5 separate regions of the Mus musculus genome follow, and regions 1, 2, 4 and 5 are each linked to region 3. Evidence: chromatin loops called from intact Hi-C (ENCODE). Cell type or tissue: heart. All regions are shown on one strand.

Region 1 (5,000 bases), 400 kb after region 3:
TTCCCGATCTTCGCTAATCTGTGTTCACCTTTGCTAGTTAAATTCAGCTAGTTAAATTCCCTAGTTAAATTCCCGATGTCCGTCACTCCCTGCTTCTGTATTTCTCCTTTCCTGTCGCTAGAAGGCGCTTTCTCTGAGTAGTTGCCTTTCCCTTCTGTCCTTTTCTCTGACCCATTCAGGGTTTTTCCTTTTGGCCCTGTGATCCTCTTTATCTCTGCGGTCCCCCCCCTGTTCCATGTGACTCTGGCTCTAGTGGTCTCTCCTTCTTTCCCTGTGACTGTCTCTGGGGGGATATTGACCCTTTTCGGTGTCTCCTTGGGACTGTCTTCGGGGGAATCTCGACTCTCCTCTTTGTCGTCTCTCCCTCCTTTGCCTCCCCGAGACTCCGTCTCTGGGATTCTCCCCACTCTGTCTATGGCTTTCCAGCCCTGGAGGTCTCTCCTTTATCCACGTCTCCCTGTAACTCTCCATCTCTGAGGGCCTGTCCCCTCCGTATCTCCCTATGACTATAGCAGAGTGTATTTCTTGACTCTGGATCTCCCTATGCTCTGTCTTGGGTGTCTCTCGTGTTTCCCTGTGACTCTCCACCTGAGTGGTTCTCCCAACTCAGTGTCACCCTGGGATTTCCTATGCACACGCCCAGGTCTCTCCTCCCCTGAGTTCTTCCCCAGGTCACGCCCCACGATGCGCCTTTCTTGAGGTTCCAGTCTTCCTACGGATCCATTCTGGCAGGAAGCCGTTCTAGGGAATCCTGGCCCGCCAGAGGCTGTCGAGCTCAGTGCACTCTGGGACTTATAGTTGGGGCCCTCGTGTACGCTATTCTTGGGACGCAAAGGAAAACTACTCCCGGCGTGCAATGCCGGCGGCTGCGGTGGCGCGGGTGTCGGTTCAGCAACACGTCGTTTTTGCGGTTTTGCTGAGGTCGCAGTGGAGTCGGAATTCCAGAAGGTGCAGGGGAGGTGAAGGAATTAGAGTCAGTCCTCAAGCACCCTTCTGAACACAGAGTTCTCTGACCAACCTGCAAGCCTATTTATTGATGTCTGTGGTTTTCTGGGGCAACGGGTGAAGGGCACTGGGGGTACAGCTTCTTCCTCTGTTGCTTTCCCGAGTTAAAGCAGCAGATCACTGGACGCTACAGTTCTATTTTGTTGTTGTTGTTGTTGTTTAAATAAGGGCTTGAACACTTTTAATCCCAGGCAGAAGCAGGAGGACCTCTGTGAGTTTGATGCCAGCCTGATCTACATAGCAAGTTCCAGACCAGCCAGAGCTACACGGTATCTGTCTGATAAATAAATAAATAAATAAATAAATAAATAAGTAAGTAAGTAAGTAAATCTTTGTGTATTTCCTGTCTGGCTTCAAACTTGCTAGGTAATCAAAGATAACCAACATCTGAGCTTCCTGCCTTTACCTCCCAAGAACTGGGTTTATAGGCATCTATCATCACCCGTGGGGTAGGGAAGTGTTCAGATACTGGAGATTGCCCCTGGGACCTTGTGTTTGCTCGGCAAGCACTCTACCAACTGATCCACACAACCCTCTAGCTATTCTTTCTGGTGTCTTCCAGAAGGTATTCTTGAACCAGGACGGGAAGGAGTGGATGCGATGGCCTCTTGAGAAGAGGAATTGGTGTAGATACGTCTTGGTAAGCACTGAAGAAATAAAGACTTCTCACCCCAAAGTGTGTGTCCTCACTGGCTCTTCTCCCATGTACTTCCTGTTAGGTCTCAAACCTGGGGCAAATGGTTAACTGAGGTGCCTATTTAACATATCAAAGCAGAGCTCTCCCAGCATCCCTCAGTCACGACCAGTTACAGAATACGGCTGGTATATCTCAACCCCCTACCTTAAACTCCTTCAGTTCAGGAGCTGGGCTGCCTGCCCTTCCACCAGTTGCTCTCCCCTCTATATCCCAGCCATTTTGGTTACCAGGCCCTTTTTGTCCTGGCCTCTTGGTCTCCTAGCTTCCCCGCTCTCCTTACATGGCCCACCTCAGAGTCACTTTGGACTCTCCTAGATGTCCCTGCCTCTGGCTATGCCTCCCTTTTATCAACAATAAACCTTCTCCTCCTCCACTATACCTAAGAGCAGTCCTTTCCTTTTATTTACTTTTCATTCACTTCCAAACTTATTCCAAATGTTTTCCAAGTTACCTTTGTGTGGGCACAGGTGCAAAAAGAGATTGTATGATCCTGAAATTTCTTTATGTGTGTGATCATGGAGGCCAAAGGATATCAGGGTTTTTTGTTTGTTTGTTTTTTTCGAGGCAGGGTTTCTCTGTGTAGCCCTGGCTGTCCTGGAACTCACTACCAGGCTAGCCTTAAAGTCAGAAATTCGGCTGCCTCTGCCTCCCAAGTGCTGGAATTAAAGGCATGTGCCACCACACCCAGCCTGGTGTCAGTGGTTTTAATCTGAGCTATCTCTCCTGATTGTAGCTGTGAGCTCAGCTCCTGAAGGGGGCGCTATGAACTGGACGCAAGCATTTTTTTTTTTTTTAATTGCAAAATCACCTCTCAGCACTGGGACATTGTATTTCTGAATTGCCCAAGTGGTATTTTCTTCCTGAATCTGTGTGTATTGCTAGGGACAGGCCTGCCAGGGCCTTTGTACATGCTAAGCAAGTACTTTCCCTCTAAGCTACTTGCCAAACCATAGTGCCTTGTGTTTCTCAAGGGACTTTCTGTGGGAGAAATTGCATTCTTGTCTTTCCTAGTCAACGTTCCTAGTTTCTTTTTAAGATTATAAAATGTATGTTCCTGTGAGTGTAGTCGTGGAGGCCAGAAAATGGCACCATCTGTCATTTCCTTCACTGCGTATTTGTCTAAGGCAGGAAGCCAGCAAGCCCAGTGACTCTCTGTGCCCCCACCTTTACCATGGGGGGTGTTGCATGCATTTGAGGGGATGTTCAGCTTGTTTCTTGGGTCTGGGACCTGAACCCTGGTTCTCACGGTGCCAAAGCAAGTGCTTTCAACAACCCCTGAGCGCCCAAGGCTCCCACACCCCCATTTTGAAGAATTAAGAAGACTATCCGGCTATGGTATATAGCTCGGATGGTAAAGTGCTTGCCCAGCATGGGCCAGTCTCTGGGCTCAGTCCCCAAAACTGCATAAACGGGGTGTGGTGGCTTTTACTTGTAATCCCAGCACTGGAGGAGGTAGGACTTGGCTACATATTGAGTTTGAGGCCAGCCTTGTCTACATGAGACCAGCTTAAAGGGGTGGGGATTCGGGGAGGCTGGAGAGATAGTTCAGTGGTTCTCCTCTACAGGACCTGGGTTCAATTCCCTGTACCCACATGGCAGCTCACAACTGTCTGTAACTCCCGTTCCAGGGGACCCAATACCCTCACAGACATGCATGCTGGCAAATCAACAATGTACATAAAATTAAAATAAATACATAACTTTGGGGGGGGGGAGACCCAGGCTCTGCCACTGTTTTCTGATGAGGCCAAGGTTGTCTTAGTCCTACGCCCCTTCTGTCATCAAACTGAAGAATCTGAGTCTCACCTCTCTCTTGGAGTCCTTCATTCCTCCCCACCCACCCGGAGAGAAAGAAAGCATGAGTCTTCCTGTTATCATTATATTGAGGGTTTTTTTTGTTTTTGTTTTTTAAAAAAAGAACATTATGGATGTGAGGGGTGGGAAAGGGTGACTGACAGCAGGAGCTACAGGAACCCAAAGCTCCAGAAAATTAAAATATATATATATATATTTATACATTTATTTATCCATATATACCTAGTAATGTCAAAGAAGCAGAAAGCAGCAGCAAGAAGCAAGCAGCACATGAGAGGACCCGGGTTCATGTACAGCACACACAAGCCATTCCAATCCTGTTACTCCCAAACCTACCCTGTAGCCCAAGAAAAGATGTCTAAGGACCTTCTCTCTTTAACGGGGCTACACAACGAGGGTATGGTGGTATATCTGTACTCTCAGCACCCAGAAGGTGGAGCCAGAAAGACAAGGGTTCAATGGAAGCCTCACCTACACAATTATGTTTGAGACCAGAATGGGCCACATTAAGAAAATCTCTAAAGCTATTAAAAAAAAAAAAAGGGCTTTTTAGTTGATTGCTTTGTTTGTGTTCAGAAAAGGAAAAGATGAGCTTAATGATCTTAATGCCTTTAAGGCCGGCAAAGGCTCCTTCTCTTCTCATTCCTGCTAAAGCAGACCTTGTTATTTTTAACACTGAGATAAGCGAGCAGCCATTACTGACGCTCAGAAATACTTCAGAGTTGTCTTAAGACCATATGGGTGGCCTGGCAGTGATGGCACACACCCTTAAGCCCAGCACCAGGGAGGCATAAGCAGGCAGATATCTTGAGTTAGAGGGCAGCCTCGTCTACAGAGCAAATTCAGGACAGCCAAGGCTACACAGAGAAACCCTGGGGGTGGGGGGAGGGACAGAGACACAGAGAGAGATACCATGTGGATATTTTTGTTGGGTTTGTTTAAATAGCACAGAGAATCGTTTAGGAAAAGGTGCCCATCCATTGCTTCATCTAGGGTATCTATCCTCTAGGTGGTGGGCTTTCAGTAAGCCTGGTAAAAAAAATCTAGAGCCAATTTGGTGCAACGTTGAGTGACAAGTAGAGGCAGAGACTGCATAATGCTGACTTCTGGCCACCGGGAATTGCTGACCTCCAGGATTTTGTTTGCTTTGTTTTGAATTTAAAGGAGAGGTACATTATATGGCCTGCTTCCCAATCCCCTTAACACACACACACACACACACACACACACACACACACACACACACACACACAGACTAAGGCACAGCTAAGGCAGGCAGGCAGGCAGGCATGCTTTGGCAATGAGGCCCCTAAAGAGACCCTTGGAGTAAAGAACTGCAAAAGAGTGTGGGTAACTGTAAAGGAGTGTGGGATGTGTGGGGCCAGCACCTTTGAGGGGTGAGGGAAAGAAAGCAAGATTTCTTAGGGCTCCCAAGAAAATAAGCAGGTGATAAAACCCACAGGAAAGACTATAGAGATAGAAA
Region 2 (5,000 bases), 780 kb before region 3:
CAGGATAGAGATGGGAGGCTGAGCCAAGTAGGGAGACGTTGCTGAGAGTGGACAGGCACCAGAGATGGGACCAAGAAGGAAGCAAGGACCAAGAGACACAAAGATCAGTATCCAGAAGCAGAGTGGTTGCCCCAGGATCCCACCTCACGTGTGATGCTACCCAGCACTCCTCCTCCTCCCCAGCAGGGATGCAGGAATGTGCCAAGAGTCCCACTGGCCTCTGCCAGGTGGGCCTGTAGATAGGTCCATGTGCAATAGGGAGGGATGTCTTCTATTTTTGCTGCCTCCTCCCTACCCATTGTCTGGGGAGGGGGAGAAGGTATTTTTGAGACAAAGCACAGGCACCATAAATAAAGTGACATTGCCACTCAGTGACTTTGTCTCCTGATTGTGGGCTCAGGCTGACTGAGCCCATTTGGATAGGGTACAGTTGAGGGTAGGGGGTTGGAGTATGTTCACAGGTCTGGGAGGGCACCTTGCTAAAGTGAGCAGCTGGAGCAAAGGGTCCCAGACGATGTGGGAGGGATTAGAAGGAAGCCCTTGGTGCTGTGATATGGGGCTGGGGCACCCAGATTTGCCCTCAGTTCCTCTGAAAGGAGTGGAGTAGGTGTCTGATATTGAAAATGTGGGATGGATCACATAGAAAACTCCGGAAGTGTAGCTTCTCTGGGGAAGGAATAAGTGATGGCAAGTTCCTCCAGTCCTCCATGGCCTCATGGATTGGAACAGCAGGAGCCAGTCTTGAGATGCACTGCACCTCCATCCCATAGTCAGGAGCCGCTGCCTACACTAGCAGCTGGGCTCAGATCTGCCTACAGGGGTACCAGGAGTGAACAGCTCAGGCCAGGAGCCAGGGCTCTGCAGGAGAGGTAGCCAGTATATGGGTTTCAGCTGTGGTGCTGTGGAAAAAGAAGGGGAGAGGGCAGTGGGTGTGGATGGGTGTATGTTGTCTGGAGTGGTCTGTGTATATGTGGCATGCATTTTATGTATGGTGCATGGCATGGCTGACGTGGGGTATGGGTTTCATGTGATGTAGGTGTATGTTGGGTGTGTATCTGGTGTGTGTATGGTGTTTATGATAGTCTGGTACTACAAGGTAGCAGAGTGAGCCATATGTCTGAAGGAAGCACATTTTCCATGATGAGAACCATGAGTGCAAAAGTCATAGAGTAGCCTGGCAAGCTAAGGTCTAGGAAGGAACTTGGACCTGAGTAGCAGAGGACAGTGCAGAGGTGCTGGCTTTGTGCAGGGATGTGGCCCTGCTAATGCTAAGGACTTGAGCTCTGAGGTGGGAGGTCTGGCCACCAGACTGCCATCAGACTTGAGTTGTAACAGGTCCCCCTGGCTGTACATCGATAGAGATTGGAGGAGTGGCGGGACAGGGTGATCAACGAAGCATGAAGTCAGGATAATCAGATAGAAGTGATCAGATTCCAGACCAGAGAGACCTACAGGCATCTGATGTTCCAACAAGTCAGCTGGTCCCTGCCTGCATTTCAGCCTGCAGCCTGGGAGCTCACTAAAACAGTTTGGGCAAACTGCTCGTGTTTTTAGTTTCTCTTAGAAAAAAGGCTACAGGGTATTTGCCAGGAATCCCAGCGTTCAAGGAAACTAAAACGGGAGAAATGAGACTTTGAGGCTATATCCAGACTATCTCCAACAAAACCAACCACCCAACCCTGACATAAGGTATGACAGGCAGTGATTAGGTTCTGAAGGGTCTGTTCCTGGCAGTGCAAACAGCGTGAATCAATGTCCAGAGTCCTGAAAAGTGAGGAAGGGTGGCCCTGAACCTGGAGCAGTCATGTGCATCAACTCTCATGCTGGAGTTAGGTTTTATCCCACATGTCAGGAGAAGCCAAGGGACATGCTTGAGGGGTAGACAGGGACAAGGGACATCCGCAGTGGTTTAAATGCTCTAGAAGGTTGTGCGAACAGTGAAGCTGTCAGCCCAAAGGCTGGCTTTTCTAGGTTGCATTTGAGGTGTGCCACCTGCTGGCTTAGGTAAGAACTGAACTGCTTCAGGAGCAGAGGCAGACTGCAGTGATGGGACTCTCGGAAGTGTCTTAAGGATGCAAAGAGAAGCGCCACAGCAGGAAAAGAAAGACCTTAGGGATACCTAGTCTGAATGAGAAAACCAGCCCTTATTAGCCACCTAAATAAACCGGACAACTTGCAGGGCTTGGCAGGGAGAAAGTTCTCGAGGGGACTGGAAGACCCAAGAGCCTATAGCATGCCCAGGAAAAATCCAGATCTCCATAGCTGGATCCTGGGTGGCTGGCTGGCGCAGGCATCTATGGCATGCAGGTGAGCTGAGCCAGAATGATGGAGGCTGTTCCAACCAGCAGAAGCAGTAAGTGCGAAATGCTTCTGATTGAAGGGGTTGGCCCAAAATGGAGGGTGGGAGGAGACGCCCTCAGCGTTTGAAAGAAAAATCCCAGGCCTCATGCTAGGTAACTGGACCAAGAAGAGCGAGGAGCCAGGAATGGGTTTTGAACCAGAGATTGTAGGTAGTGCTAGAGTGAGGATAGACTGGTGCTTAAGAGGAAGCCTGGGTTGGAATCTCCAGGCTTTCATGGAGAGAATATATGGGGTGTCTCCCAGATTTCTGCCTCCTTGGTAGCTGGCAAGAGGGGGACAGCAGGTGGACTTAGCCTATAAGGAGGCTGTTTATAGCGCATCACAACGCACAGGGCCACCATTGCGCCTCTTGAACGTGCCTCTCTGGTAGTGTCTATGCTCTGTCCCTTTCCCCATTCCCATCAGTCCCTCTGGAAGAGTTCCCGTCAGTACTGTCAGTGCAGTCTGCCCGCCAGGATAGCGGAGAACCCAGGCTGGGAGATCCTTTATGGCATCTACTGCCACTGGCGATGGGTGAGTGGGTGGGGGGAAGTCTGGCGACTGTTGTCCTACGGGGCGCTGGGAACCCCATCGTCTCATCACTTTTTGTGATCGAGCCGGGATCAAATGACTTCTGTTTTGGTCTCGCCTTCCACTTTTTTCTTTTGCTTCTCCATCACGGCCTCCAGCTCTGATACTTTTTCTCTGTCCTTGAGGGTGGGGTAGAAATCAAGACCTTAGTATGTGAGTCCTGGGCGCCCCACCCCTCGCCTCGTCAGGGCCTGGGCGATTCTCTCACCTCCAGCAGCGCGCGCTGCACAGTGACTTGGCTGTACACTCGCGCCCCTTCCTCGGGGCACACCGCCCGCAACTCTTCCTTTTGCAGCGAGAAGAGCTGTGCGCCGGTCAGCACACCGAGCGCCTCCACAGTCCTAAGAAGGCAGCAGGGGCCATCACAGCTCAAGCCCCTTCAGCTTCACCAATCACATCGCACCCACCTAGCTGCTTGTCCAATCAGAGCTCTCAAGCAAGGAAGTTGGGACGGAGAGGCTCAGGCTCCGGAGGTGTCAGATTTCAGAAAAGGAATGCTCTTCCCTGTGGTCTCCAATCAGAGCCTGTCTTTGGGCGTAGCAAATTGCCCTACAGTTTTCCCCGCTCCCACCCCCAGACCAACTAAAACCTTGACTTCCAGGTCTGTTATCTGTCTCTGCAAAGTAGCAGCGGGACCCCACTCACCCGGAGCTAAAGCCCTTGGTCTGCAGCCAGGCACGGACCACCGAGGCCTCAGAGCGCGGGCTGAGCTGGGGCTCTTGGGCTCGGGGCCCCGGGGTTACCCGGCTGGGACCCGAACGGCCCTGCGCCAGGCGCGACTGCAGCTCCTCATTGACACAAAGCATCTGGGAGAATTTCTCTGCAGGAGGGAAACCGGGAAGGGAGGGAGTGCGCACTCTAGGTGCTGGGGCCAGGGATTCGGGAGCCTCTAGCTTGCCCAGAGTGGAGCCTGAAAAGTGAAGACAAAGATCACTTCCCAGAGTGACTCTCCACTACTCACCCTTCTCGCTGGGATCCAAACTGTTTAGACTGTCGCAACTGTCCCACTGGGGCCGCACCTGAGTTGGGGCTGGAGCTGGGGCAGGTGGGGGAGGAGGTGTGCTAGTCTCCTAGAAGGGAATGAAGAGGGGGCGGGGCGGGGAGGGAGACCGAAAGAGATAAGGCTTCCAGCCCCCTTTTCAATAAACTGAACATTCCACTTTCCAAGAAGTACCCTTCACACCTGATTTTCTTCGTTCTCATCCCCAGGACCTAAAATCTGGCCCCCACTTTTCCCTGGAGAAGCAAGAATATACTGACTTACTAGGTGTCTTGCGGGGCTTTGGCTGCGGTGCACCTGAGGTCCAGGGTGGGGTGTCAGGATATTATAGGGTACATAGCCCTCTTGTCCCTGATGGTCCCGAACCTTCCACCATTTGCGCCTGTCATCCAGGACCTAGGGTGGGGAATAAGCAGAAAATTCGTGCCCTGGTTCTATGTGTAGTCTGTGCAGAACCGGCCAATTTCAGGGTCTCAGGCCCCCACACCCACACCGCTAACCTCCAACACATCTCGGTGCTTGACAGATAGCTCGCTGCCATTTCGGGCCTGGAAGTCATAATTACACAGAACCCATTTTCTGGCTTTCTCTTCTAGCTGGGACTCAGTTTCCAGTTCTGGATCTTGCTGACTAGGGAGAATGAAACGGGTAAGGAGGTAGCCGGCCTCAATGGTCTGGATTATAAATTGCTCATTAGATTATATATATATATATATATATATATATATATAAATTGCTCATTAGATTATATATATTATATATATAGGATTATAAATTGCTCATTAGTTAGAGCCAAGCAGGAGCCAGAGCAGGGTCTCGGGTTAATATGTTAATACAGACTTGACATTGGAGTCACAGCTTGAATATAGTTGACTCATTTCCTTGCCTGGCATCATGCAGTAAACATGATGTACTATAATTACTGTTTAATTCTTTATGGGGTGGTGGGGATGGAACCCAGGGTCTTGTGAATGCTAAAGAAGTACTTTACTTCTGAGCCCCAGTTCTCATTTGCATTTTTTTGTTCTTAATTTTATTTGTGTGCATTTTGCCTGCACTTATCACTTAT
Region 3 (5,000 bases):
AGCTCCAGCCCCGCCCTGGCCTTTCTTGGCATTCTTCCTCTTCACTCGGCCTGGACGGCCGCCGCCATAAGGAGAACGGAGGGAGAAGTCGATGTGCTTCTGAGAGTCCAGGCGAACAATGAAGGATGGGATGTTCACCACCTGCTTGCGGACCCTGGACAGGAAGAACAGAATAAGGGGACAAAGTGAGGCTGAACCATTTGGTCCTGCCCTTTGACTCAAGCAGGCTCACAGGCACTCCTGACCTCAGACTCAGTAACTTGGAAGGAAAACAAGAGTGCCCATACTAATGCTTTGATTTGCTTCCTGTCCACATTGTAATGCCATGTGGTCTCAAACCACCTCAGACAAGAGTACATCTCTGCCCATAAACGAAAGCTGGTGAGAAAGAAATCTGAGACTTCACTCTGTATAGCTGTCATGATTGGTGCTCATTTACAGAAGGGTTAACGAGCATGCAATTTCATTTACCCCAGTCACTTCAGACAGGTGCATTCTCAACTGGCAAATTAACAAGTAGAAATATAGCAATGAAGGCCTAGATTGTACCTCCACAGACAGCTTTGTCACCTCAACATTGACTCCAATCTCCCTCCAGGGGGGGTGGCACCAAGAGCTGTTACCTGTCCAGCTGCTTGAGTGCCTGGCAGACACCTTCACAAGGTGTACGGCTTGAGCCGCAGTGACCCTTGCGCTGGGCTATGGGGAAACAAGGCTGTCCCCAGTCCCCCATAAGCTGTTTGCAGGGCACGATTCTGAACCCTCAAGGGTAAGCTCACATCTGTCAGCTCCAAAGGCTGCACAGGAGATAGAATGGCAACTTAGCTAACGAAACCAACGGCACAAGTAGGGAAATAAAGATTTACAGGCCCAGCTGCAACTCACCTAATGTGACGTTGGCGGATGAGCACACGGGCATGGTGAATAGATTTGGCCAGGCCCAGCTTAAAGACCTGGGTCTGCAGCCGCCTCTCCAAGAAATCCTCAATCTTCAGGCCCAGGATGTAATCCAGCTTCATCTTGCCCTCGTCCAGCACCCCAATGCGAACAAGCCGCCGCAGGAGAGCATTGCCTGTGACAGGGGGAGCAGCAGCCAATGAGGCCCGACCTCAGACTTCCCCAGTCTCTGAGTAGAGGACTACAGCTTTCACTCATTTTTGTAGGGAGCTCTGGTGCCTGATAACTTTTCTTCCCAGAGCCCTAGGCTTGAGACCCTGACATGGCCACTGTGCCACCCTTTCACCAACAGGCATCACGCAGGCTTACAGTTTTTCATCCAGCCTTTAAGCCTAAGATTAAGAGCTCTAATGCTCAACTTTAAAAACAATTTTCATTTTCACAACATGAAAAGCTAGGGCTAACAGTTCAAAGGCAATCTGAGCTACACAGTACCATCAGGCCAACAATATATACACAAACAGCACACATTTATTCCTCAGACTACTCTCCCAGGAGTTAAATGAACTGTGTATGTAGGCCCAGTCACCTATAAGAAACCCTAAGTATGGAATATAAATATGTTAAAATATAGGCTCAACCTGGATTAACATTGTATAAACGCTACCCAGATGCAAATGCAAAAATACGTCCCCCGGATGGAAAAATAATCATTACTCCTCTTACACCACATGAAACTAAATAAAACATCCAGTATTAAGACAGAAAAAGCATTAGTGCAACTCCCATTGTCTTTGGCCTCCATTTGTCCAATGCAGACAGAACTAGATTCTAGAAACTCAAAAAGAATCCTTGTGGTGTGATTGGGGGGCGGGTGGGGGGGTGTCGCAGAGAGGAAACTGGGAAGAGAAATAACATTTGAAATGTAAATAAAATAACCAATAAGAATCCTTGTGACACATACCCAGCACTTCTGAATTTCTGGCAGTTTATGGCAAGACTGACTTACATTTGAGTTCCAGGCCAATCTACACCAAGACCCTGTCTCAATCCCCACTAGCCCAACTTGTTCAGTCACATCTCCCACGCCCTAAAACACTCAGCAACCACCACTCCTTCGAAAATAGGCTCATACACACCTTCAAACAGACGCCGGGGATCCTTCTCGTCTAGCGTCAACAGCTCCCGGGCCGCCTTACGGATCTTGGCCAGGGTAAACTTGACCCTCCAAACCTCACGTTTGTTCCGGAGTCCATACTCTCCTGCACGTGGTTGGGAGGAGACCGCGGGGCAAGAGCCATGGGTTACTACATGTGCATGGCGACTAGAGAACACAAAACTAAACTGCAATCCTCTGGCGCCACACAGGATGCTCCAGAACGAGCACGTGGGAGACAGACATCATGGCTACCTAACTCTTCCCGGATCCGCAATTCGAAATTCTACTTTGGCCACTCACCAATCAACTTTAGCTCCTGGTCGAGACGCGACTTCTCGAAGGGTCTCCGTGGGGTCACATAGGTTTTGCGACAAACCCAGCTTCTGGCGACCGGCATGTTGACCTCGCTAGGCCGGCTGCGCCTGCGCAGTAAAGTGTCGTTTTAAAAAATAATCTTGTGGCGCATGTGCAGCAAAACCCCGCTAGGGACACGGCGACACCAACTCGGCTCTCAGAGAAATCCGCCTTAGAAAACTTGAAAATGGGATTGTTCCACAACCGTGTTGTAACTTCCAGCCACCTTCGCCCCACCCTCTTACTCAGCATGTTCATGAAGATTCGAATGGCTCCGTTACCTTACACCATCAACCCCTAAAAGGCGAACTCAACAATCAGAACACTCACCTACGAACTCAGGCCCGAGACAAAGAGAGACAAGGCGGTTGGACCGAGGTCTTATAGTAACGTCGCCTTGTAGTGACGTCATCACGCACCGCTCGCGACTACGCCAATCAGAAGCAGGAAAGCCATAGAGACGAGCAGGCCGGCTAGAGCGGCGCTTCGCTGGGCCGACTTGCCAGTGAGGTGGTTAGGCGATTAAAGGGCTATGGTGACATTTGGTTAATCCAAGAATTAACGAGGCTGCCCCTTCCAGGGCTAAAGCATTGATTGAGTAACCACAGTTGTCACTTTTTGTTTCAACAAAAACTCTTGGTAAAAACTTACAGGGAATTAAGGGCAGCAGCCAAGGTTCCCCACCACTGTCTCAATCTCATGGCAGTGCCCTTGCCCTTAAAAGTACTCGGGTTTGTTTGGAGAGATGGCTCAGCGGTTAAGAGCACTGATTGCTCCTCCAAAGGTCCTGAAAATCCCAGCAACCCCATGGTGGGTCACAACCATCTGTAATGAGATCTGACCACCTACAGTGTATTTAGATATAATAGATAAATAAATCTTCTTTTAAAAGTGCTAAGATTTTAGGTGTGAGCCACAAAATACAATAATAAAAAATACAAACATTATGAAAATAGTATAAATATGTCGTGCTGGGCTTATTTTAATATTGAAATACACATCTTGTGCTGGTTTGTCTTGACAGCTTGACACAAACCTAGACATGTGGAAAGAGGAACTCATTTAAGAAAGTGCCTCCATCATCTTGGCCTATAGGCAAGTCTCTCCTAATCTATTTATTGTTTTGATGCAGGGTTTCCTATCAAATGACTATGAATTCCAGATCCTTCTGTCTATACCTCCCAAATGCTGGAATTACAATCCGCTTTCATGCAACTGATATGTTTGTTTGTTGAGACAGGGTCTTTCCTCTTATTCCTGGCTGTCCTGGAGCTTCCTATTCAAACTCACAGAGTTCTGCCTGGCTCTGTCTCCCAAGTACTGGGATTAAAGACATGCACTACCACAGCCAGCTTTGTGTATATCTGATATTTTATAACTATTTTTTATTTAAGGGAAATGGGGTCTATGAGTCCTGGCTATCCTGGAACTATGAACTATGTAGCCAGGCTGGCCTCAAACTCATAGACATGTCCTTGCCTCTGTCCTTGAATAGTAGGAGGATAGGCCTGTACCACTAGGCCTAGCTCAGATATTTTTTATTTTAAACAGTGTGATTGGTAAGAATTTACACTTGCGCGGGGCAGTCTTTAATCCCAGCACTTGGGAGGCAGAGGCAGGTGGATTTCTGAGTTCAGGGCTACCCTGGTCTACAGAGTGAGTTCCAGGGCTATACAGAGAAACCCTGTCTTGGAAAAAAAAAAAAATTTGCACTTGCATTTGTATACTCAAAAGGCATCTTGTTCATTTAGTCTGGGAGGACAGATTGGTAGACAAGGAGACAGATTAGCTTACTTTCTGGGTCAAACATTTGCTTTCTAAATTTTTTTTTTGTTGTTTTTTGTTTGTTTGTTTGTTTGTTTTTTCCGAGACAGGGTTTCTCTGTATAGGCCTGGCTGTCCTGGAACTCACTCTGTAGACCAGGCTGGCCTCGAACTCAGAAATCCGCCTGCCTCTGCCTCCAGAGTGCTGGGATTAAAGGCGTGCACCACCACGCCCGGCTGCTTTTTAATTTTTAAAAATGATTTATTTAATGTGTACAAGTATTTTTCCTGCCTATATCCACACAAATACTCCATGTGTGTACCTAGGACCTTCAAAGGTCATAAGGGGTTAGATACCCAAAGACTGGAGTTGTGAGCCCTGTTTGTGCTGTGAACAAAACTCAGGTACTGGGGCTGGCAAGATGGCTCAGTGGTTAAGAGCACTGACTCTTCCTGAGTTCAAATCACAGCAACCACATGGTGGCTCACAACCACTAGTAATGAGATCTGGCACAGTCTTCTGGTTCGTCTGAAGACAGCTACCGTGTAGTAATAAATCTTTGGCCTGGAGCAAGCAGAGTTGACCAGAGCAAGCAGAGGTCCTAAAAATTCAATTCCAAACAACCACATGAAGGCTCACAACCATCTGTTCAGCTACAGTGTACCCATATACATAAAATGATTTTTAAAAAAAAATCAAAAAAACAAACAAACAAAAACAAAACCCTCAGGTCCTATGCAAGAACACCGAGCCACCTCTCCAGCCCATATTTGTTGATTTGAGACAGGCCCTGCTGGCCTGTAACTTGCCATGTAGACCAGGCTAG
Region 4 (5,000 bases), 450 kb before region 3:
CTGACAAATTCAGAAGAGGATGCTCACAGCCATCCAGTGGACTGAGCACAGGGTCCCCAATGGAGGAGCTAGAGAAAGGACCCAAGGAGCTGAAGGGATTTGCAGCCCCATAGGAAGAATAAAAATATGAACTAACCAGTACCCCCAGAGCTCCCAGGGACTAAACCACCAACCAAATAGTACACAAGGAGGGACTCAAGGCTTCAGCTGTATATGAGCAGAGGATGGCCTTGTCTGTCATCAGTGAGAGGAGAGGCCCTTGGCCTTGTGAAGGCTGCATGCATGCCCCAGTGTAGGGAAGCAGGAGTTGGGTGGGTTAGTGAGCAGGAGGAGGGGGAATGGGATAGGGAATTTTTTGGTGGGGAAATGAGGAAAGGGGATAAAAATTGAATTGCAAATAAAGAAAATATCTAATTAAAAAATAAAGAAATTAGTGTTAGGGGATGAAGTGGATTGGGAGAGGGTGATAAAGAGTGAAAAAACAACCACAAAGTAGCAAAGATCAGGTACAGTTATGGGCGTGTTAAACTAAGTATGTCACTGAGTTCAGCAGGAGGGACCTTGAGAACCTCCCAGTCTGCTTCCTCATTTGTTAACTGGGAATAATAGTTCTTCCATAGCCCTGTTTTATGAGAGCATTCTGTGGCTGACTATGTAGGATAGGGATACAGAGTTGGGGCTCCCGGATGAGGCAGCTCTGATATGCCTATGTCCCCACAGATGCCGGTAATGAAGCAGCTGGGCCCTGCACAACCCAAGAAGCGGCTGGATCGCGGAGCACTCTCGATCTCAGCACCCCTCGGAGACTTCAGGCACACATTGCACGTGGGACGCGGTGGCGACGCCTTCGGGGACACCTCATTCCTGAGTCGCCACGGGGGCGGTCCGCCTCCCGAGCCTGGAGCCCCACCGGTTGTGGCCCCACATTCTGTCGCTCCACCTGCAGCCCCACAGCCCCCTGTGGCTGTGCCTTCACCTGCGGACCCGCTGCTGTCTTTCCACCTGGACCTGGGCCCCTCTATGCTGGACGCGGTGTTAGGCGTCATGGACGCGGAGCGCAGCGAGACAACAGCCACCAAGCCCGATGGGGATGCCCACCCTAGAGTGCAGCACCCCAAGACCCGCTGCTGCTCAAATGCTGACCTCCAGCTGGACGACGTCATCGGTCTGTAGTGTCATAATTCCCTCAACCCCTCCCTCCCAGCACTCCACTTTTGTACACATAAATGGCTGAGGTTTGTGCCATGGACTGTCTATTCACTTTACGCGGGAAAGGGTACAGAAGCAGTAGGGTGGTGCCACTTCTAGTTGGGGTGCCACCAACTAGAAGTCAAGTTGTCAGTGATGCTCCTTTAAGAGTTTGAATACGTATTCATGTAATGCCCCTCCCCAAAGGCGGAGTCTCTACCACAGTCCTATTCATCCCTCAAACCTTGACCGATCCTCACTACCACCTGGATAAAGTCCAACACCCGTGACAGCTGCTATCTGGCATAAAGAGTCACAGTCGCCTGGCCATCCACTTCCCTCCAGGTGCACTCTGACTGGGCGGCGCTTCCCTGCAAAGGGAAGCGGTTGGCGAGCCTTTGGAGCCACGAGGGTGTGGTTCCCGTGGGAAGGGCTTCAGGTCCCACCAACTGTGTGTCGCCCTGCGGGAGGCTGTTGCGTTACAAATCTGGGCACAAAGTTCAGCCTGAGACGTCCAGATATTTTAACATCTAGAGGTGCAGGACTGCCCGAACCTATATCGGGAGGGGGGTGAAGCAAAATTCTCAAAGGTTTTCAGAGGGGAGGAACAATTAGAATTAGTCTCTGGGTTTGTTTTGGGACGGGGCTATCTTAGGTCCCTAGAGGGATAAGACCAATTTAAATTAACCGAACCAGAGGTAGAGTAAGGGTTTTTATAGTTTCCAAAAGGGTGGGTCGTATATTTCAAACGTTAGGCTGGTGACAGGAGTAAAACCCGACCTCTACAAGGAGGCACAGGAGAAACCATTTCACCATGGTTGAGTCCAGGATAAGACCAATGAGGGGCGGAGCATGTGTAAAACAATCAGGTGGAGTGAGGCCAAGGTAAAGGGGTGAGGCTCCCAGGAAAGACATTTATAAATAACTTGACAGAGGCAGAACCAGGAGTCACTTTATTCGTTATGAGGTGTGGCATGTAAGATAATCAATTGCATGGGAGCTGGCTACAAACTTTAAAGACGGTTGGGGGCGGGGCCAAGACCGCTGAGTCCCACTCCTCTCCTCCCAACGAAGCTGCGGTGTTCAGGTAAATCAGTTGCTGCCCTGCCAGGCTCCCTAGAGGTCTCGAGAGGCTGAGCAGATGCAAAGTATCTGGAGGCGGCCGGAGGGGTTGTCTAAGCCCTACCCCCACCCAGGCTGCGGAGTATATGTAAATCGGATGCGGAGAAGCCTTTCTTGGGGCCCTGACAGCGGTGGGGCACTTGTCAAGTATTTGCTAAACTGTCTCGCTAAAGTCCCCAAAGGGAGAAGTTGTATGGAATAAGACGTGACTCCCTGGATGTCCAGAGAGAAGCTTGACGCACACATAAATTGGCTGGTTGGGCGGGGCCAGGCTCTTTAAGACTCCCTGAGGGGCTGGACATATGTAAATCATTTCAGGCGGGGCAAGAGGGGGTTCCCAGTGGCTTACAAACCCGGTACGCGTAAATAAACTGGACTTGAAATTAGAGCTCCAGAGCCCGTGTTACATTCTGACGCCCTGCCTGGTCCTTTGGCCTCCTTCCACCTGAGGCGGGAGGGGTTCCTGGCGTCACAGTTGGAGATCAACGCTGCAGACAGAGACCGCTTAGTGCGTGAAGGCCCATGGAGGCCTCGGCCGATTCCTCTGAGGCCCCCGCGGTCTGCCGCTTCTTCCTAGAGGGCCGCTGTCGCTTCGGTGCGCGCTGCCGTCAGCCACATCCCGGGGCCCCGGCGCCGTCCCCGGTGGTTACGCAACCGGAGGCTGGGTCCAAGAAGCCGGCTCTGCGTACTGCTGCTGACGTCATCCGACGCATCCGCTGGGACCCGCGCCTGGACCCTGCTGACTTTTCGGTGGGCTACACCGACCGCTTCCTGGGAGTGCAGGAAGAGCCATTCTGCGCCTTCTGCTGGGACGAGCCGCTGGCAGCGCTCGGACCTGGCGTGTTGGCAGTGCCGCAGCACCGCATACGCTACTTCCGCTTCCGCGGCCGCCTGGTATGGGACCGTGCCTCCCGTACTGACCTCATTTTTGGATCGGGCTCTGTGGCTGGTCGGGGACCCACTATCCTTGATGCGCTGGACGGCGGGGACGAGCATTGGACAGAGGTCACGGCAGAAATTCCCGACACAGAGAAAACAGGGGTGGGTTTAGAGGGTCTGGATACCCAGGATGCCCTTGCAGAGGCGGGTGGAAACCCGACCGGAACAGGTCTTGATTCGGGCCTGGAGACACACGAAGAGGGTGGGGCAATCAAAGAGACCAGAACTGGGCTTGATTCCAGCCTGGAGACACCTGAAGTGGATGGGCCAACCAAAGAGACCGGGCTGAATGGGACCACTGAGTTAGAAATGCCAGACCCAAGCATGAACTTCTCAGGAGTGAAGATCAGCTCAGTAGAGGAGCCCAGAGCTACATTGCTTCCACAGTGGCAGGCGCAGGGCATGGAAACGAAAGGGCTTTCTGCTGAAGAGATGGGAAATGTGTGGGATCCAGGTGTTTGGCCTGACGACAGAAGGGCCCCTCGCCAGCCCCGGCCCACACATTTTGTGGCACTGATGGTGACAGAGTCTGGGCTTAGGGCTGAGGTGGTCAAGGCCCAAGAGCATCTGGTCCGGATTGCCCCTTCTTGTGCTGAGTTCCTGGTACCAGCACAGGCCCTGCACTTGACAGTGGTCTTGCTAAGGCTGACAGGCCCTGGGGAGGAGGCTGCAGCAGCTAGAGCTCTTCGGAGAGCCATCTTGAAACCAGGGCTTCAGGCACCCTCCCAGCTACAGTTCAGGGACTTGGTTCTTCTGGGCCATCATGTGCTCTGTGCCACACCCTCCCCCACACTGACAGGTATGGCCCAAACACTGAATCAGAGGCTAGAGGCCGAAGGGCTTAGAGTGGTGCTGCTGCCAGAACTACAACCGCACCTCACCCTGGCTAAGGTACCACATGGAACCCAGGTCTGCCTCCCTAAGCCTGAGTACACCCTGAACCAGGAGCTAGGAAGGCAGCCCCTAAGTAAACTCTGGCTTTGCCGCATGGGTAGAGCAGGGCATAGCTATCTTCCCTTGGTAGAAATTTCCCTGAAATGACCGAGGTTTCATATTTCGGATAAAACAGGCCAAGCAGAAACAGGTTCTCGCTCTCTCTCTTTAATTTTGGTTTCAAGCTTCCAAAATGTACTGTACTCAATGCTCAAGGAGAATGAAGGAAGGGAGGGGAGAGGGAGGGAGGGAGGCAGGGAGGCATCTGGGAAAAAGCAGCCTGACAGTCCAGCTGTTTGCAACCTCATAGCACATCCTCCAGTTACATGGCAGAAGGGGGAGGGGTAAAAAGAAAAGGGGAGAAGGAAGAAAAGTAACTTAAATAAACACACACACAGAGAAAAGAGAAGGAAACATGACGTGAGTTGGTGATCCATGAAGGCAGAGGGGAGGAAAGAAGGGAGGGTAACCATTTTACCTGTGTTGAACCAGGGAGTGGGAAGGGAAGAGGCAGGAGGGAAAGAAAAAAAAAAAATCAGAAGAAACATTGGGGCAGAGGGAGGAAGGGACACGGAGACAACTTAATACAACTTGAGTAAGACGAGGCAGCCCGGCCGGCATGGTCCCGCGAAGGCCTTGGAGTCCTCAGTGCGGTGTGGCGCTGGTCTGGTTGTGTCGGTGGTGCTGGCTGGAGTTTCTGGGGTGAGGAGCTGAAGGTGGGGCATAGTCTTTAAGTGGCTTCCCTCACCCCAAACACTGAGGCCCCAACGGCTGGGCAGCAAGAGTCTATGAAGAGGCAGCCGAGGCAATGGGTGTGG
Region 5 (5,000 bases), 74 kb after region 3:
TCCCATCACTCACTCAGCTCATTTTCTATCTCCACAGTCAGGTTGTTGGCATCCACAATGACTCGGTACTCAGGAGCTGCCTCCACTGGTCCCATCACTACAAAGAAGAAGGGATATGGATGGGGGAGGAACGAAGCTGGGGACTGAGGTGGAGGCTGGATGGAATCAGAAAGGAGGGGCTGAGGGGGCTACATAAGGGCTGAAGAATTCACTGAGGCTTATATTCCTCTCCAGGAGCCTTACTCCTGCTTCTCATCTTTCTCCTGCAGTCTATCCTCTGGGTCAATCTGGTCTTGACCTCATCTTGCTCCAAAATTAAACCTTCCTATAGCTTCCCAAAGCCTTGAGGCTAGCGAGCAAGATCCTCAGACTGGCACTCAAGGTCTCCCATACAGATGGAGGTCCACGTTCCCCACACCTGCAACCTTGGTGCACACAGCACAGGAGTCCCTTCAGTGAGATCCGGTGACTCGTTGGCTCTACAGCATTATCCTTTCTGCTTTTCTGCTCCATCCTCCCAGCCGCCACCGGGCACTCAAGGCTATTTCACTCCTCCTGCCTTCACAGGTACTGCTCCATCTCCCTGGGACATTCCTTAAGTCTGTTTCTAGAAACCACACTTTATGCATAGACAATTAAATTGGTATTGAGTAATGTGGCCTCACATGTCCCTTTAGGTCATTAAAACTCTGAGGGCATTAAACAACCCCCCACCTCCACCCCAGAAGGGTGACAGTCTGCATGAATTGGGCCACCTCTGCTAGACAGGCTTTGTGTCCACTTCCCCCACTAGTTAAGACACCTGACATGAGCAGACCTGATTCATCAAACTTGACATCAGGCAGTCACGTTCTGTGACTTTCTTTGGCTTTACGGAACAAGAAGTTTCTCTGCCTGCCACTTGGAATCCCTGTAGAAGCTGGCTGGGAGACTCCCATCACTCAGTGAATTAACAGCCCTTGTTCCTTCCCCAGGGTTAGCACAAGTACTCAAATTCCAACAGGGGGCACTTCTTCCCTGACCCAATGCAGGGTTAGTCAGTCCCTTCTGTAGGGACTACAGAGTGGGCATGGTTGCTTCTGCCTCACACTCAGGAGGCTGAAAAAGGATGGTTGCTGAGAGTTCAAGGCCACTATAGGCTACCTAGTAACTTCTAGGCCAGTCTGAACTTCAGAGTGAAACCTTGTCTCCATATTTAAAAATATACGTACATACATGTGTACACACCCTGTCTGTGGATGTGGAAAAGGTCCTATAGTTCAGAGAACCCAGAGACAAGTCTTCTCACAATTAGAAAACACATCAGTTTTATAGTACAATATGCATGTTTATTTTTCTTTCTTCCTTTTTTTTAAACATAGGTGTTGTCTCACTTTCTTCTAAAAAAAATGTATGTATGCGTTTTGCCTGATGTGCATAATATATATATAATGCCCATGGAGAGCAGAAGATGTCAGATCACCAAGAACTGGAGTTACAGATAGTTATGACCCATGTGGATGCTAAGAACTAAACCCAAGACCTCTGGAAGAGCAGCAGATACTCTTAACTATCTCTCCAACTCCATGAATGTACCTATTTCTGAGACAGGGTTTTACCCAGGCTGACTCTGACCAGACTGGACTTGAACTCATTCATGTACCTGCTGCCTCAGTCTCCTAAGTGGTGAGATATAAACACATATCATGTCTGGGTACAATGCAGTATGTTTTCAGAGGGTCAGTAACTGGATTTAAAAAAAAAAAGAAGAATGAATGCTCTGAGGAAAGCTGAGGAGGGAGACACTTGGTGATAAAACCATAAGGAGCAAGAGAGTCGGGGAGTCAGAATGGGCAGAGGAAAGTGAGGGTGGGAGGCACCTTCCGACACGTTGGCTTGCTTGCTGATATACTCCTCAATCTTCATCATGATCTCAGCAAACTGATGAGGAAGGAGAGCACAGTCAGAAACTAGGCCTCTCAGAAAGAACTGCTCTCCGGCCACTCCTCCCTAGGAACGCTGACTTAAAGGGTGCCACCTCACCATCTTGCTGTCCCATAGCTTGGCAATGCTCTTGACTGAATCTCCAGAAAGATCCAGCTGGGTCTCCTCCTGTACATCCTCAATTGCTGGCTCCTCCTCCTCTTCTCCATAGCTTCCTCCTTCCTCTTCTTCTGCTGCCTCCTCGAGGTCAGCCAAGAGCTCATCAGCCAGAGACATCCCAAGGCCTATGGGAAAGGGAGAATGGGGTTCCCTAATACTGCATCTTGACCCTGTCCACTCATATCACCAGAAGGAGCACCTTCTCCCGGATCCCCTTAAGTTTCTTCTTCATCAGCTCCTGTAGCCGCACGCAGGCTCCACAGCTTGCTTAGTTCACGGAGGTTGTCTCCTGTTCCTACCCACACAGAACACAGCACATCCCTCCAGGTACCACCTGACCTGGCAACTTTTCCCCACACCTCTGGGTCTTTGAGCAACTATTCATCTTTGCCTAACCCGGCTCTTTGCTCCCTCACCCTGCCTTCAGTTCTTTCATTCCACCCGTCTGGCCCACGTGCCATATTTCAGCCTAAAGTTATGCTGTGATCCACTCACGTCTTGAATATTAGTTCTAAGGCGCTCCATACGTTTAATATTATTATTTATACTATGATTTAAGTCGCCCGCTACACTTTCTCCTCCAGTAGCTTGGCTTCCGGCCATCCCTTCTTCTCCATCACACTCACCGCTTCGATCCTCTCACAATCGTTTCCAAGAAATCTGCTTCCCCAGAGCTTCGGCTCTCTTTGATGACGTTTACTTGCCGCCGATAAATCTGTGTTTTGATTGGCCGTTTACGACATTTCCGGCAGCGTTTGGACAACAACTTTATTAGCAGCCGCCTCGCGGGACGGCGACCGGGAGTGCTGGGTTCTAGGGCTAGGGGAAGTCGTACGTCGCCGTGGATTGAGCCTGCTAAACAGAGATTCGCTTTGGCTAGTCGACACTGCGACAAGACAGGAGTAAAGAAGGTGACAACGTGGACGATCGGTGCAGGCGCTAGAGGATAAACCGAAGGCTTCAAGCCGCAATTTGGAGTCGGGTGCAAACGAAGGCAGAGTAGGAAACTTTAATTCCCAGTTTTCCTGTGTCGCAAGGCCTGATGGGAGAGGTAGTTTTGCGCAAGACTCCACCTCTCTGAGGCTTGAGGTGTCTCTTGACCAGAGAAATGGAGTTGGAACAGAGAGAGGGGTGAGTAGCTGAGCTTTGTGTAAACGGGGACTCCAAAAACAGCAACGATCGGCTGTAGTGCTCTCAGGGACGATGGGGAAGTTCGTGCAGTTGCTTTCTTTTCGAATCTCTGTGGGAGAACCGGAGGCAGTACTGGAGCATCGTAGGGGAGATTTGGAATTTGCTGTTCTTATGGATCTGAGAGCAAGGAGATTGGAGTGTGGGCTCCAAAGTCTGAGGGAGGAGGCTAGGGTCTGATTCCTCATTGTTAGGGACGAGGACTGGGGCCTGGATCCCTGGCAGTGACCAAGAAGGGCTAGGGTCTGGGCTTCTTGGTAGGAGGGAGGAGGGCTAGAGTCTGGGCTGCTGGGTGTGATGGAGGAGAGGGCTAGGATCTGGGCTCCAGGCTGGGGCCTGGACCTAAGTCCCCCTGGGAGGGACTTGGAGAGCCAGAATATAGGCTCCTAAAACTTCTTGGCCCTACAGGACCATGGCAGCCGTGGGCTTTGAAGAGTTCTCAGCGCCACCAGGCTCAGAGCTGGCTCTGCCTCCCCTGTTTGGTGGCCACATCCTAGAAAGTGAGCTAGAGACAGAAGTGGAATTTGTGTCCGGTGGTCTGGGTGATTCAGGACTCCGGGAGCGAGATGAAGAGGAAGAGGCAGCCCGGGGTCGAAGGCGTCGCCAGCGGGAACTAAATCGTAGAAAGTACCAGGCACTAGGTCGGCGCTGCCGGGAGATCGAGCAGGTAGGTAAGTGTGGATTCCCATTTGGGGGTCCTCTCGCCAGAACTGCCGCCTCGCTGCCGATGCCAACACCACCCCCTCCTCATACCGCCTCCTCCTCCTCCTCATGTCCTTCTTTTTCCCTTTCCTTTTGTACTTGAACAAGTGAACAGATCCATGTGGGTCTAAGTCTGTGCCAGGCACCCTAAGTAGTCTCTTCCAGAATATTTATATTCATTACTTTTCTTGTTGTGACCTGGGAAAAGCAACTTGGGGAAAGGCTTACATTGACTTGGAGTTTAAGGATCTGTGGCGGCAGAGAAGACACAGTGTCAGGGGCATGAGACAGTTGGTGATGTTGCATCCATAGGCAGGAAGCAGAGAGATGGAGAGATGACTACTGGCACTCAGCTTGACTTTCCCTTTTTATTCAGTTTATTCCAGCCCATGATATGGTGCTGCCCACATTTAGAGTAGATCTTCCTACCTCAATTAACCCACATGCCAAAGACATGCATAGGGTCTTGTCTCTTAGGTGATTTTTAGATCTTGTCAAGTTGAAAAATCAGTAATAACCATCACAGCATCAGATACTCTGCCTCTGGTATGTCACAGGTGACTCTCAGATTTCATTCACAGCCTCTCACCTAAGGCACCTCCAGGCTTGCCTACTCTGCCTCTTGAACCTCACTTGGGTCCTTCTTTTCTCAGATTAACTCATCGCGTGAGTCTTTAGTTCACCTCCTTAGTAAGAAGGAGGAAGGAGCTATGGGCAGAATGTAAGTAGGTCTTAGTAAGTCAGGAACACCAGAGAAGAAGTTTGGAATTTGCGCTTTGGATGAATGGGAGCTGGCAAGGGGTTTGAAACTAGTGCACAGACAGGAGGTGGAGGGGGGTGATAGGAGGGCTGGGGTGGAGGGCAGTGTCTCAGTTTCTCCTTTTCATGAGGACAAAGTTCAGGTTGGGCTCTGCACCAGTGACTTCTGTTGAGCCATGGCTGCTTCTGGCATTACTGTGTTTGCATGATGCTCACTTTTTGAAGTATTGGGTTAGGATTCCAACAAATCTTTGTTGGGTGTGGGTGAC

The links. Peaks named below come from ENCODE experiments on the same cell type or tissue, not always from the same donor. Only the 100,000 strongest peaks of a DNase experiment are listed, where the experiment ranks them.
Region 1: it touches region 3 in a loop (4-fold over the local background); 3 of 42 quality-filtered maps call a loop at or near these places.
Region 2: a loop joins it to region 3, with 3 times the contacts of the local background. A loop is called at or near these places in 3 of 42 quality-filtered maps.
Region 4: a loop joins it to region 3, with 3 times the contacts of the local background. A loop is called at or near these places in 12 of 42 quality-filtered maps.
Region 5: it touches region 3 in a loop (1.9-fold over the local background); 12 of 42 quality-filtered maps call a loop at or near these places.

What each region holds. Positions count from the first base shown.
Region 1 is chr7:3,297,923-3,302,922 of GRCm38, reverse strand. It overlaps Myadm (myeloid-associated differentiation marker), which reads right to left. Exons shown (of 3, transcript NM_016969.2): 3 at 3,574-5,000. Among named protein-coding and RNA genes, the nearest start is that of Prkcg, 3.1 kb to the left of the region's middle. In heart, CTCF peaks have their summits at 111 and 2,451 (motif pointing right); DNase peaks (open chromatin) are centred at 272 and 742; H3K4me3 peaks cover 2,386 bases; H3K27ac peaks cover 1,740 bases.
Region 2 is chr7:4,476,891-4,481,890 of GRCm38, reverse strand. It overlaps Eps8l1 (EPS8-like 1), which reads right to left. Exons shown (of 20, transcript NM_001374622.1): 15 at 4,432-4,561; 16 at 4,196-4,327; 17 at 3,893-4,001; 18 at 3,577-3,751; 19 at 3,140-3,272; 20 at 1,410-3,050. The coding sequence ends at 2,964. Ppp1r12c (protein phosphatase 1, regulatory subunit 12C) reads left to right here. Exons shown (of 22, transcript NM_029834.3): 22 at 1-370. Among named protein-coding and RNA genes, the nearest start is that of D630041G03Rik, 8.5 kb to the right of the region's middle. In heart, a CTCF peak has its summit at 1,995 (motif pointing left); a DNase peak (open chromatin) is centred at 3,340; H3K4me3 peaks cover 2,365 bases; H3K27ac peaks cover 1,987 bases.
Region 3 is chr7:3,701,805-3,706,804 of GRCm38, reverse strand. It overlaps Rps9 (ribosomal protein S9), which reads right to left and starts at 2,764. Exons shown (of 5, transcript NM_029767.2): 1 at 2,741-2,764; 2 at 2,357-2,478; 3 at 2,037-2,159; 4 at 886-1,072; 5 at 1-154. The coding sequence starts at 2,453. In heart, a CTCF peak has its summit at 2,548; DNase peaks (open chromatin) are centred at 64, 1,084 and 2,814; H3K4me3 peaks cover 3,423 bases; H3K27ac peaks cover 2,360 bases.
Region 4 is chr7:4,147,508-4,152,507 of GRCm38, reverse strand. It overlaps Leng8 (leukocyte receptor cluster (LRC) member 8), which reads right to left. Exons shown (of 16, transcript NM_001374609.1): 16 at 4,335-5,000. Leng9 (leukocyte receptor cluster (LRC) member 9) reads left to right here and starts at 2,636. Exons shown (of 1, transcript NM_175529.3): 1 at 2,636-4,325. The coding sequence starts at 2,833. The coding sequence ends at 4,290. Cdc42ep5 (CDC42 effector protein (Rho GTPase binding) 5) reads left to right here. Exons shown (of 3, transcript NM_021454.4): 3 at 721-1,248. The coding sequence starts at 721. The coding sequence ends at 1,173. In heart, no CTCF peak of the experiment used is centred here; DNase peaks (open chromatin) are centred at 1,527, 2,247, 2,667, 3,077 and 3 weaker places; H3K4me3 peaks cover 3,431 bases; H3K27ac peaks cover 1,479 bases; H3K27me3 peaks cover 1,501 bases.
Region 5 is chr7:3,627,765-3,632,764 of GRCm38, reverse strand. It overlaps Tfpt (TCF3 (E2A) fusion partner), which reads left to right and starts at 2,836. Exons shown (of 6, transcript NM_001290381.1): 1 at 2,836-3,213; 2 at 3,679-3,937. The coding sequence starts at 3,191. It overlaps Prpf31 (pre-mRNA processing factor 31), which reads right to left and starts at 2,780. Exons shown (of 14, transcript NM_027328.4): 1 at 2,709-2,780; 2 at 2,023-2,207; 3 at 1,860-1,920; 4 at 14-97. The coding sequence starts at 2,199. Gm15927 (a long non-coding RNA gene) reads left to right here. Exons shown (of 6, transcript XR_003946711.1): 5 at 270-567; 6 at 1,362-1,694. In heart, no CTCF peak of the experiment used is centred here; DNase peaks (open chromatin) are centred at 2,844 and 3,534; H3K4me3 peaks cover 2,536 bases; H3K27ac peaks cover 1,850 bases.